3 separate regions of the Homo sapiens genome follow, and all the other regions are linked to region 2. Evidence: chromatin contacts called from ENCODE Hi-C or POLR2A ChIA-PET data. All regions are on one chromosome and are shown on one strand. The core of a region is the stretch at or near the end of the contact, and the rest is flanking DNA. Distances in the headings are between cores, read along the strand shown. Region 1 has its middle 50 kb from the start of SHISAL1. Region 2 holds the start of TSPO (translocator protein). Region 3 holds the start of L3MBTL2-AS1 (L3MBTL2 antisense RNA 1).

Region 1 (4,212 bases), core at 1,243-3,742, 1.2 Mb after region 2:
GACTGTGCCCAAATGTGTCATTGTCGAATTCATCCAACAACTTCCGAACAGCAGTTGTGTGCCAAGCCCAAGCGGGCACTGCGGGTGCCAAGGTAAATAGGTCTCAAGTTCTGTCTCCTCCCAGCTCCTTCCAGCACTGGGCTCCCGACTGGCACCGTCAGGCTCTGGAATGAACCAGGCCTGGGTTCAATTCTGCCTCAGCCCTGACTGTGAGAGCCTGGACAAGTCACTGTCTCCCCTAGACCTGGCTTCCCCTGAGAAGGGCAGGGGTAAGGGTGCTGTCGCAGCAGTTACTGGGGTAGTGATCCTGGAGTCTCGAATAACTCAGGCTCTTTAAATCCTAGAACTCTGATGAATCACCCATGCTATGGGCTCGGTTATGGCCCCCAAAATTCATGTGTTGAAATCCTAACTCCCATACCTCCACATGTGGCTGTACCTGGAGACAGGGCCTTTAAAGAGGTGACTAAGTTAGAATGCAGTCAATGGGGTGGGCCCTAATCCAGTAGGACTGGTTTCCTTATAAGAAGAGGAGACTGGGACACAGACACCCACAGAGGGACAATCAGGTGGCCAAAGACACTGGGAGAAGGTGGCATCTACGCACCAAGGAAGAGAGGCCTCAGGAGGAACCACCCAGCTGGGACCTTGGCCTCCTGAGTGGTGAGAAGATGGCTGTCTGTTGTTGAAGCTGCCCCGTCCATCGGTGCTGCCTTGGTATATGGCAACTCGAGCAAAACACAAGCCGCACTGCAGACCTTCTCAGGCTGGAGTCCCCCTGCAGGGTACCCGCCGTGGGCCCCTGGCTGGCAGTTTTACTGGGGTTCAGTTCTAGAGGAGGCAGGGCTCCCAGCCCCAAGCCTGTCCAAGACGATTCTCTACCCAGAGGATCCCAAATGTTTCTCTCAAAGGAATGCCTTCCACCGTCCCTGACAGAGCACAGCCAGGGGTTAGTTATAGCCAGGGGTTAGTTACAGCCAGGAGTTAGTTACAGCCAGGGGTTAGTTATAGCCAGGGGTTAGTTATAGCCAGGGGTTAGTTACAGCCAGGGGTTAGTTATAGCCAGGGGTTAGTTACAGCCAGGGGTTAGTTATAGCCAGGGGTTAGTTATAGCCAGGGGTTAGTTACAGCCAGGGGTTAGTTATAGCCAGGGGTTAGTTACAGCCAGGGGTTAGTTATAGCCAGGGGTTAGTTACAGCCAGGGGTTAGTTACAGCCAGGGGTTAGTTATAGCCAGGGCCCGGCTTCTGCCTCCAGGGACTGTTCTTAGGGACGCTCTAGTTCCAAAGATACTTTCGGCCGTAGCATCCTGGTTGAAAAACCACATAGAGGAACAAGCAGTTGAGTGAGCCCTGGTGGGTCCATTCAATGGAGTCCAAAGTAGCTTACACCAGTTGGTCTGAAAGTTACACCCAGGGAAATGCAGAAGGTGACCGATGCCTATTGAATGACCCTCCAAGCAGCGCCTGGCTCCAAGAAATGCTTTCTGTAAGTTATCTTGTTTATTTTTCTTCCTAAGGAAGCTAGATATTTTTGTCCCTATTTTACACACAAGACTAAAGAACATCTCAAAGGCAGGGATTTGGTCTCCCTCACTTCCCTTCCCAGCACCCAGGACCCAGCACAAGGCTCCATCCAGTTGACCATAGCAGCAAACATGGGCACCCACTGGCTGTGTGCTGGCCACACCCTGAGCCCTTGACATGGGCTGGCTTATACCATGCTCAATGCCCATGGCAAATACTGTGTCAGACCCATTTCACAGATAAAGAATCTGAAGCCCAGAGGGGCTGTGACTTGTCCAAGGTAAACGCCTAGAACGTGGGGGTGCCAGGAGTCACCCCTGGCACTGCTGGGCTCCTAGCCCAAGTGTGCAGACGCTGGCTATCCTGCCTCTCAGCCCACGGTAGTTGAAGGACTGAATGAGCGAGTGGCCCTGCTACGTCCTGGCTGCGGGGTCTGCAGTAAGTCCCCTAGACCTGCTAAGCCCCAGTGTCCTCATCTGTAAAATGGGCTTCCCCCGCTCCCCACCAGGAGCTGCCTTGTGTTGCTGAGAGAGATGTGGCCTGATTCCAGAGACTCGGCCTCGTTGGGTGGACTGCCGGCTTTGTGGGGGCAGGGAGGGCGGGGAGCATGGGGCCATCTGCAGCCCCTGGTGCCTGACTATGAGTGTCTGATGAAGGACCTCACCCTAGGACTTGGGGCCCTCAAGGCATGGTGACTCACCCCGGCTCCTTCCTTCCTCCATGGCCCTGTGTCACTGGCTTAGGAGCCCCCAGCTCAGCAGCCTGCGTGAGCGAGCCCCAAGTGCTCTCAGACCAGCCCAGGCTCACACCCAGGACATGAGGCCACGACGACCACCTGGCACATCCCTCTGCTCGCCACAGCCCCGGCCCTGATGGCTCCCAGCCCTCTGGAAGGGCCAGCCCGGCTGGATCAGGAACGCCAGTCCGGAGAGTAATGAGGGTTCCCTGTGGAATGAGAGAGACTCCACATGGTTGGCGGCGGCGCCTGGACGGTAGCCAGCACTTTTCCAGGGCATTCCGGGAATCCCGCTCTGGCCCCTTGTCTGACGCACTTTGAGTCAGCACTTGAGCCAGACGGCCGCTCTGGGCTGGCCAAGAGACAGGCCAAGCGTCCCCACAGGAGCGCTAGTTGTGTGAGGGAGCCCAGAGTCCCCTGACTTAAACGGGCCTGGCTCACTGCCCCCATTTCACAGATGAGAACACCAAGGTCCAGAGGCAGGGCAACCTGTCCACCCTGGATACTCCCTGTCAATCATCAGAGTGGCTCCCCTCAGCCCCTGCTCACCCCATCCTCCATCCTGCCGCATTTATAATTGCAGTGGTGGGATCATCCTGACCCCACCTCCCCCTGGGGGGGCTCGCCCTGACCTGAGGAAGGAGGGGCTGGGCCTCAGGCACAGGGAAGAGGCCCTGGGACTGCCACATCCCAGGTCACACACCCCCATCCCCGGGGGACAGAGGCTTCATCTGGTTATTTATGGAACTGCCACTCTGTGCCAGAGCCTGCCCAGGACACGGTTTCTGCCTTTGAAGACATGCATGGAAGGAGTGACCTCCAGGCCAGAGCGATAAATGCCGAAATGAGGGGAGCACAGTGGGAGGACGGAGCACAGGGATGGAGGCGCTGGGGACAGCCTCCTGAGTCAGCCAGAGAAGCCAGCCCAGGGCCCGTGGCTGCTGGGGTTCAAGCAGAAGTCCCTCTAGGCAGCGGCCCCTAAGGTTGTCAGTGGGGCCTTGGCTGGGGTGCGAATGGGGGTAGGACTGAGCCATCCCCCACAAGCCAAGCCAGGAGGTCACCCTGGAGGAAGGGGCCTGACTGTAATTGGTACAAGGGTGCAACATGAGCTGGTAGCTGCTTAAGGAGAAGGATGAGGGGTGCCAGCCAGCCAGCCAAGTGCTTAACAACTGTCCCCTGGGGACATCTTGGGGTTTATGCTAAGGTCTGGGAACAAACTCTGGGCTACTCTAGGAGCTGTGGGACAAAAGGACTTGTTCTTTCAGCCAAATTGGACCCAGAAGAAAGGGTGGATCCTGGAAGCTGGAGCAGGGGGCGGCATTGCCAATCAGGAACCCATGGGGAGGGTCTCCAGGACCACCCAAGAGGCCCAGCCTCAGCTCACAGCCGTGTCTGTCCAGGGAGACCCGGCGCCCCCGCTCCCCTGCCAAAAAAATCCTTCCTTGCTTCCCTGGGCAGGCCCAGCCCTGGAGGGGCAAGAGCAACACCCAGCAAGAGGGAGGGGACAGAGGAGAAACTGACCGCACCCCTCCCCGATCCCTGGACTATGCGGAGCTGAGCTGAGCTGAGCTGGCGGAGGAGGAAACTCTAAATTCTAAGAGTCTCAAATTTAATACAAGAGCCGCCTGGACTTTGCATTACCCAAAGCCCCTGGAAAAACGACGTGAAATAGCTGCAGTTCCTTGCAAGGGGGGAGAGTGAGTCTGCCAGACAGGAGTGAAGGGGGGAATTGAGAAAGAATGAATAAAGTGCTGTATGGATGTTAAACTTGTTGAATTGTCACAGGCGCCCTTTGAGTGGAGCCTGTTACCATGCTTGCTTTCCAGAGGGAGCCACTGAGGCACAGAGAGGCTAAAGGATGCCCCAGGGTCACACAGCCAGCACACAGCAGAGCTGGAATCGGATGGGGCAGGCTGGCCCCAGCGGGTACCCTTCCTGGCCTGTGGTGCTG
Region 2 (4,210 bases), core at 345-2,844:
TTCTCCTGCCTTAGCCTTCCAAGTAGCTGGGATTACAGGCACACACCACCATGCCCAGCTAATTTTTGTATTTTTAGTAGAGATGGGGTTTCACCATGTTGGCCAGGCTGGTCTCGAACTCCTGACCTAGTGATCCACCCACCTCGGCCTCCCAAAGTGCTGGGATTACAGGCATGAGCCACCGTGCCTGGCCAGAAGGAATTTTAAAAAAGAAAAAAAAAAAAAAAAACAAAGCTGCCAGGTGCGGTGGCTCACGCCTGTAATCCTAGCACTTTAGGAGGCCGAGGCAGTGGATCACTTCAGGTCAGGAGTTCGAGACTAGCCTGGCCAACATGGTGAAACCCCATCTCTACTAAAAATACAAAAATTAGCCGGGCATGGTGGCAGGCGCCTGTAATCCCAGCTACCGGGAGGCTGAGGGAGGAGAGAATCACTTGAACCCAGGAGGCAGAGGTTGCAGTGAGCCGAGATTGTGCCATTGTACTCTAGCCTAGGAGACAAGAGCGAAACTCCGTCTCAAAAAAAAAAAAAAAGAAACCCAGAAGAAAAAGATGAATGAAGAATGGAACCAAGCCTGGGTTATCCTTGTCTTCAGGCCAACACAGTAAAAAATAGATTTATGTATGTTTGTTTTTTAATAGAGGAAGAGGCTCACAAAGGCAAAAATGCCAGGTCCTAGGAAAGCCATACTGCAGCCTGGCTGGTCCCCAAGGAGGCTCCTGGCTTCTGTGTCTGGGTAGAAGTAGCCACAGTTCTCCTTGGACCCTGCAGGATCAGTTTGGGCCAACGTGGCTGGTTCAGGCTGATGGGGCGTTGCCAGGCTGAGTTGTCTGGAGGGAGCTGGGACAGCCTTGAACTGCAGCAAGACAGCCATAGTGCCAAGGGCCTGGGGCTGGACACACCCTGCATGGGAGTGGACCTGGGCAGCTGGAGGCCACCTCTGGGCTGTGATGATGGCAGCCTCCCCTCACTGAGCGCCGAGCATCTGAGGGGTGTCCTGCCTGCATCACCGCGTTGCGGCCTCATCAGTCCCACGACTTTGTGCCCATTTTACAGATGAGGAGATGGAGGCCCAGAGAGCCAGTCAGAAAGTGGCTGGGCCAGGACTAAGAGTGCAGCGCGCTGCCTCCGTGCCCTGCGTCAACAGCTCAAGGAACTGGGGTGCTCCGGAAATGGGGCCAAGGCTGCTGGGCAGCAGGACGCTCAGGGCCTTGGCCTCAGGAGAGGTAATTCCCCACTCGGAGATCGGTCTTGTTGCTGCATTTTATAGATGGGAAAAGTGAGGCTAGAAGAGACGACAAACGACACGCCGTTGGACACACGGCAACGTTTTAGATGTTGGGTCTGGCCGGGCGGCCGTCACCGGTCACCATGGGGAGGAGGAGGAGCCGAGAGACTTGCTCGCGGCCGGGGGGAGGCAGAAGCGCGTCCCGCGGGAGAGGTGGCTTTGAGGAGTGAGCTCCCGGTCCCGCGGGGACGCGAGTGGGCCCAGTGCCCGGGCTGCCAGGCGGGGCGGGGCGGGGCCGGGCGACTGAGAGGGGCGGGGCCTGGCGGCTGGGAGGGGCGGGGCGGATGCGGGGACAGCGGCCTGGCTAACTCCTGCCAGGCAGTGCCCTTCCCGGAGCGTGCCCTCGCCGCTGGTGAGTGAGGACGGGACGCGGAGGGGGCAGCGGGAAGTGGGGGCCCGCATGGCTGCGACTCTTGGCAGCGCCGCGGGACAGAGGGAAACTGAGGCCGGAGCCGCAGACTGGACACCCGAGGGGGCGACCCGGGGCAGCACTTGGGGCTCGGCTACCGGGTCAGGGGGCGGCGGGCAGCAGAGTCTGGGCCTCCGCGGCCGGGGTTCCAGCGCGGGCCGCCTCCGGCTGGGGGTTCGGGAGGGAAAACTTGGACAACCCTGCCACGCCCAGCCCTTGGCCGCGTGGCTTCTCCTGCAGGAAGCGCGGTCCCAGGAGTGGCCGACGCTCCCTCTCCTGCCCATTCCGCGGATGGGCAATCCCAGGCGGAACTCCCTTGAGGGTCTCAGAATATCTGGGAGACCTCGGGCTCTTGATCTCCGAGACACCCCGTTTCGTAGTGGAGAACAGTCCAGATCGGGGAAGTTTATTTTGCCCAAAGCCGGTTAGAGGCCCCCTGGCCCTCGATTCCCAGTGCGGGGCTCAGGTGCGTTGCAGCCTAGACGGGTCTTACTGTGAGCCGAGCAGCCTCTGGGACCTGTCTGCTTCCCCTACCCCTTGCAAAGAAGCCGGAGCCCAGGTAGGAGAAGCGGGGGCTTCCTGCTGTGAACGCGCTGCTGGCCAGGGCAGCTGCCAGAGGCCATGGCCTGGCGTGGGCCTGGAGCCCCTCTGGCCAGCCTGCCAGGGGCCAGGGCTACGGGATACCAGCAGCGTGCCCTGGGCTGGATGGCAGGAGAGACAGGACTTGAGGCTGTCCCAGAATGGGCTCAGGCAGGGCGAGGATATCAGGGGAGGTGGTGTACAGGAAGCAGCCGCCCAGCTTGCCTGGCACACAGCAAGCCCTGCCCATGAAGGCCTACTGCCAGAACAGTGGGCGAGGCCCGGCGTCTCTGTGGAGTCGGTGGGGCCCGGGACAGGGCAGCCTGAGGCAGGTTTCCACTGGCGGTGAAAGGGGCCGTGTGGCAAGGACAGGAGAGCCAGCCTCAGCCCAGCAGGGGAAGGCGGCCCCTGAGTCTCCACCTGGCTGCTGGCAGCCCCACAGGGAGGTTCGGCGAAACTGAGGCTTGCCAAAGAAGCCTTTGTCCAGAGTCACGCAGCTGGCGCGGTGGAGCCAGGGCCAGAACCCGTGCAGGCTGATCCCAGCCTGCCTTCTCCACTGTGCCCCGAGGACCACTTTCTTTCCTGGGAGTGTGTGTGTGCACATGTGCTGTGTCCTGTCGTCTGTACACACTTGTGCCTGGCGTGAGGCAGGATGTCTGGCTGGATCTACCAGAAAGTATTCACAGCGGGTTCTCCAGCTGGGGTGAGGGGCTTGGGCTCGCAGGGAGGGAGCCTACTTTTCACTTTAGCTTGCTTTCTTCCTTTCTTCCGTCCTTCCTTCCTCCCTCCCTCCCCTCCCCTTCCCACCCCTTCTTTCTCTTTCTTCTTTCTCTTTCTTTCTTTCTTTCCTTCCTTCCTTCTTTCCTTTCTCTTTCTCTTTTTTTCTTTCTTCCCCTTCCTTCCTTCCTTTCTTGTTTTTGTTTGTTTGTTTGAGACAGGGTCTCACTCTGGTATGCAGGCTGGAGTGCAGTGATGCAATCATAGCTCACTGCAGTCTCCTGCAGAACTCCTGGGCTCAAGCGATCCTCCCACCTCAGCCTCCCAAAGTGCTGGGATTACAGGCATGAGCCACTGTTCCTGGCTTATTTGTGTTTTCTTTTTTTTTTTTTTTTTTTTTTTTTTGAGACGGAGTCTCGCTCTGTCGCCCAGGCCGGACTGCGGACTGCAGTGGCGCAATCTCGGCTCACTGCAAGCTCCGCTTCCCGGGTTCACGCCATTCTCCTGCCTCAGCCTCCCGAGTAGCTGGGACTACAGGCGCCTGCCACCGCGCCCGGCTAATTTTTTGTATTTTTAGTAGAGACGGGGTTTCACCTTGTTAGCCAGGATGGTCTCGATCTCCTGACCTCATGATCCACCCGCCTCGGCCTCCCAAAGTGCTGGGATTACAGGCGTGAGCCACCGCGCCCGGCTTATTTGTGTTTTCTTTACTTTTGATGGTGCAAACAATGCTTGGATGTGCTCTCTGTTTAAAACGGTAGTCTTTTTTATTTTTTTTTTTAACCACTAGACCACTAGGGAAGTCATTCTTAATTTCTTATTTTTATTTATATATATATTTTTTGAGACGGTGTCTCGCTCCATTGCCCAGGCTGGAGTGCAGTGGCTCCAGCTGGGCTCACTGCAACCTCCGCCTCCAGAGTTGAAGTGATTCTCCTGCCTCAGCCTGGCTAATTTTTATATTTTTAGTAGAGATGGGTTTCACCATGTCGGCCAGGCTGTTTCTTTATTTTTTACTAAAAAAAAGTTTAACCCCCGAACCTCGAAGGAAAGGGAAGTAGTCTTTCTTAACAGAACCAATTCCCCCTGGATACCCCACCCTCACCCTACCCTCTCCCAGGCCACTCGATGGCCAGGTTCGCTGTGGATTTTTCCAGACCTGTGGGCTGTTTCACTGGTTACTTTTGTAATGAAAAATGCACACAAAGGTTACGATG
Region 3 (4,362 bases), core at 1-2,500, 1.9 Mb before region 2:
CTAAGTCAGGGTCACTGCGGATTGCATCTTCCTCACCTGTTGGGTATTGTGGAAATTACCCAGAAAAATGCCTTCAAACACCCTTAAATTATCAGGACTCCTACCCATGATAATTCAAAAGCCAAGAATTGGCTGTTTTTGTTTCTCTTTGCTTTTATCCTTTTGGTTTCTGTTTCCCTGGGGCAACGAAGGCCCAGATATGGTTTGAAGGCAGGTTTGGAGAGGGGTGGTGGGATAAGGAAAGGAGCCTCTCTCTGAGTGTGTAGCAATTGCTAAGCAAGTTAAATGTATGCATAAAGCAACTCTGCTATCATTGTTCTGAGTTTCTAACTGAAATTGAGCTCAGCAGGCCGGAGCTCAGTTGGAGGGGCCCTGGTGTGTGCGCACCCCCTCCCCCACATTTAGATTGGGTGTGGCCAATCAGGTTCAGGGCGGAGGGAGGAATTTAAGCCCAGGGATATTTCAGTTTTCCCCTTTGGGGGAAGAAGGGCGAGAAATTTCCCTTTGAATGTTCCTCTACTCCTGAGAGTCTTGCCACCTTTCAATTCAGTCCTCAACAGTGGTCCCTCATGGCCACTGGTGGATCAGGTATGGGAGTGAAGGAGGGTGTCGTGGGCAGCGCTGTGAGAGGGGCTGCTGGGGGTGGGGGACCTACCTCTGCAGGTCCCACAGGGCCCTTGGGGTCCAGGCTCCTGGAGTGGCTGCTGCGCAGGCTCCTAGTCTGACTCGTCCTCTCTGCTCTGCAGCTCTGGTCTTGGGCTTCGACTGGGGGAAGTTCCTGAAGGATCACAGTTACAAGGCTGCTCCCGTCAGCTGTTTCAAGCACGTGAGTGCCCTGGAGCTGAGGGAGGGAGGCCGGGGAGCCGGGCCTGGAGCTGCTCCTCCACCTGCTTCACCAGGGCGGCTTCAGGCTGGACAGTGACAGTGGGGAGGTCTGGGCAGGAGACGGATGGCGTTACCACTCGCTCCATTTCATGTTTATGTCAAAAAAATCCTCCTACAAACACTTCTATCACCTGCTTGGCTTCACTCCCGGTCTGAAGCCCTTCAGTTTATTTACATGATGGAACTTGGTGCTAGCTGATGTCGAAGGGTCTTTGCAGTCTGAAACCCTTCTCTCCTTTCTCCCCCATTTGCAGCATTTTCCCATGGAAAGCAGGGTGCTTCTGTAGCTGGCCTGGGCCCCGTGGGCCCCGAGAGGCAGATGTGGATGCTCCTGGAGCCACTTCTGTAAAAGGCTCCTCGATGCGGATCATGTAAAAGCCAGAACGAAGGGCAAGGCCCTTAGGGGCGGGGCTTGAGCGCAAGAACCGAATATCCAGCAGCTGTGACGTGTGGAGCCTGCAGGCCGGGAGAGCAGAGCCCACAACAGCACTCTTGTTTTGTCTTCACACCACGTCCCTAAGCTCCGGGAAATCCAGGAGGAGGCCTCTTTAGTCTTGAGGAAGTAGGGAGTCTTTTACCCAGAGTAAGCCACTTCCTCTCCTCCTTTCAGAACTGCCACTGAACTCTGGGGAGTGCCCTGAACAATGACAGCTGCTTCTTGACTCAGCTAACTCACTCCTCTCGTCTCTGAATGGCTAATGAAGGTGCACCTCCTTCCTGCTGGAGGGGGAGCCTCTTTTTTGCCCTGAATTCTCTAATAGTTTCAGCATTTTCATTTCCAGGGAGTTGCATCATCCTTGTGTCTAACACATATAATCCAATTTGCTTTGTAAAAAGCCTGCCCCTGCGTGCCTGGGCTAGCGCAACTGTGTCCGGGTTCTGTGATGAACTAAACTCAAGTGACCAGGGAGATGGAATGGGATACCTCAACTGGCTGAAGCCAGGGCTGAGAATAAAAAAGGTGAATTTGGCCAGGCGCAGTGGCTTACCCCTATAATCCCAGCACTTTGGGAGGCCGAGGCGGGTGGATCACCTGAGGTGAGGAGTTCGAGACCAGCCTGGCCAACATGGTGAAACCCCATCTCTACTAAAAATACAAAAATTAGCTGGAAGTGGTGGCAGGCACCTGTAATCCCAGCTACTTGGGAGGCCGAGACAGGAGAATCCCTTGAACCTGAGAGGCGGAGGTTGTAATGAGCTGAGATTGCGCCACTGCACTCCAGCCTGGGTGACGGAGCAAGACTCTAAAAAAAGTGATTCTCCCAAAGGAGAATCAAAAGTACCATTGGCAGGAAAGTGAGGATTAGGTACTGGGAAGGCAACTGAAACAGTCCAGTGCTGTCCTGGGGCACTTTATTTTATTTTATTTATTTTTTCGATATGGGAGTTTCACTCTTGTTGCCCAGAGCTGGAGTGCAATGGCACTATCTCAGCTCACAGCAGCCTCCCCCTCCCAGGTTCAAGCGATTCTCCTGCCTCAGCCTCCGGAGTAGCTGGGATTACAGGCATGTGCCACCACCACGCCCGGCTAATTTTGTATTTTTAGTAGAGACATGGATTCTCCATGTTGGTCAGGCTGGTCTCGAACTCCCAGCCTCAGGTGATCCGCCCGTCTCGGCCTCCCAAAGTGCTGGGATTACAGGCGTGAGCCACCATGCCTGGCCCCCTGGAGCATTTCAGTAGGAGGGGAGGTAGAGAGTAAACTTGCAGGTGGATGGCTGTGTGTAAACAAGGGGGTCATAATGCCCACAGCCCAGGTTTGTATGATGATTGAAGGAAAGTATATTTGTGCTAATATCAGCGCCCTGCCATTGCTCGGGCTGGCACAGGGACGAAGGGATCGAGGCTCACCAAGGCATCATGTGCCCAAAATGATACAGTAAGAAACCAGTCCTATAAAGATTTTAGGACTCGGTTCTGTCTGACTCTGGGTCTCTAGCCATCACCCTGCATCCCACCACCTCCACCTCTACTCCCGGCTTAGCTCTTCAAGGACAGGAGACCTCATCTCTTTATCTCTAGTAGCTGGTTCTGCACACAGTGGGTGATGTGAAAAGTTGAGGTGCAAACGAGGACTTGACTGAGGCCGTGAGGCAGTCTGTCTCCCCTGCTAGCACAGTTAGCTCACTCTCTCGGTACACTCTCATCGCCACACAGGTCCCACTCTATGACCAGTGGGAGGATGTGATGAAAGGGATGAAGGTGGAGGTGCTCAACAGTGATGCTGTGCTCCCCAGCCGGGTGTACTGGATCGCCTCTGTCATCCAGACAGCAGGTGAGTGTTTGGCCAGGGCAGGGCCAGGGATGTGTCTGCAGAGTGACATCTCTAGATGGGTGAACAGTGTTGTAGGCAGGAGTTGGCTTCATAAAACAAAAATCCCACCCACTGGAATTTTTGCCCCACTTCTAAGGATTCTTTTACCGGAGAAGGGAACACAGAGCTTGGCAGGCTTGGAAACCCCAAATTTTTTTGTTTGTTTTTGTTATTTTGTTTTTTTTAGATGGTGTCTTGCTCTGTCACCCAGGCTGGAGTACGGTGGCACGATCTCGGCTCACTGCAACCTCCACCTCCTGGGTTCAAGCGATTCTCCTGCCTCAGCCTCCCGAATAGCTGGGACTACAGGCCACCTGGCCACCACACACGGCTAATGTTTGTATTTTTAGTAGAGACGGGGTTTCACTATCTTGGCCAGGCTGGTCTCAAACTCCTGACCTCAGGTGATCCTCTGCATCCCAAAGTGCTGGGATTATAGGCGTGAGCCACCGTGCCTGGCTGGAAACCCCAATTTTTAAAGTTTGTTCCAGGGCCAGGTTTCGTGGCTCACACCTCTAATCCCAGCACTTTGGAGGCAGAGGCAGGAGGATTGTTTGAGCTCAGGAGTTCGAGACCAGACGGGGCAATATAGTGAGATACTGTCTCTATAAAAAATGAAAAAATTTAAAAAGTAAAATTCATTCCAAGGATGATCAGGTTATAGAGAATTAACTCTCAGCACCATTCCATAATGCTTTCCGAACTAGGAGCATGAATTTGTTTGGCTAGGACTGTTGTGGACAACAGGAATCCACTTGCCTGGAAGTATAGGTGCCAGAAGTCCAGCTTAGGCTAGAGAAAAGAGAAGGCTTAAGAACATACCTTCCCCAAGCTAGGCCCGGTGGCTCACGCCTGTAATCCCAGCACTTTGGGAGGCCGAGGAGGGCAGATCACGAGGTCGGGAGATCGAGACCATCCTGGCTAACACGGTGAAACCCCGTCTCTATTTAAAATACAAAAAAAAATCAGCCGGGCGTGGTGGCAGGCGCCTGTAGTTCCAGCTACTCTGGAGGTGGAGCTTGCAGTGAGCTGAGATGGCGCCACTGCACTCCAGCCTGGGCGACAGAGCAAGACTTCGTCTCAGAAAAAAAAAAAAAAAACAGAACATACCTTCCCCAGCTCACCCTCCCTCACAGGTGCCCTTTCCTTTCCTTTCAGGGTAT

What was found. A loop is a pair of places that touch in the nucleus more often than their neighbours do. ChIA-PET counts read pairs that join two places held with the same protein, here RNA polymerase II (POLR2A).
Region 1: a loop to region 2 is called in a map of breast epithelium, with 11 times the contacts of the local background. The contact joins the enhancer-like site here to the promoter of TSPO in region 2. A Hi-C loop is called at or near these places in 1 of 168 maps with a recorded cell type or tissue (breast epithelium). POLR2A ChIA-PET finds 5 or more read pairs at or near these places in 2 of 52 experiments (BJ and WTC11).
Region 3: a loop to region 2 is called in a map of sciatic nerve, with 28 times the contacts of the local background. The contact joins the promoter of L3MBTL2-AS1 here to the promoter of TSPO in region 2. A Hi-C loop is called at or near these places in 1 of 168 maps with a recorded cell type or tissue (sciatic nerve). POLR2A ChIA-PET finds 5 or more read pairs at or near these places in 1 of 52 experiments (activated CD8-positive, alpha-beta memory T cell).

Annotation. Positions count from the first base shown.
Region 1 is chr22:44,361,184-44,365,395 of GRCh38, forward strand. No RefSeq gene overlaps it. Among named protein-coding and RNA genes, the nearest start is that of SHISAL1, 50 kb to the left of the region's middle. Within about 2 kb of position 2,493, at least 20 of the 41 ENCODE cell types and tissues checked have a DNase peak (open chromatin) inside an H3K27ac peak, as active enhancers do; they include breast epithelium, where a contact is called at or near this core.
Region 2 is chr22:43,149,965-43,154,174 of GRCh38, forward strand. It overlaps TSPO (translocator protein), which reads left to right and starts at 1,595. Exons shown (of 4, transcript NM_000714.6): 1 at 1,595-1,640. RefSeq lists a silencer at 1,347-1,566 and an enhancer at 2,188-2,287.
Region 3 is chr22:41,216,377-41,220,738 of GRCh38, forward strand. L3MBTL2-AS1 (L3MBTL2 antisense RNA 1) reads right to left here and starts at 1,251. Exons shown (of 3, transcript NR_148200.1): 1 at 656-1,251. It overlaps L3MBTL2 (L3MBTL histone methyl-lysine binding protein 2), which reads left to right. Exons shown (of 17, transcript NM_031488.5): 5 at 747-826; 6 at 3,043-3,160; 7 at 4,358-4,362. RefSeq lists enhancers at 1,425-2,122, 2,123-2,819.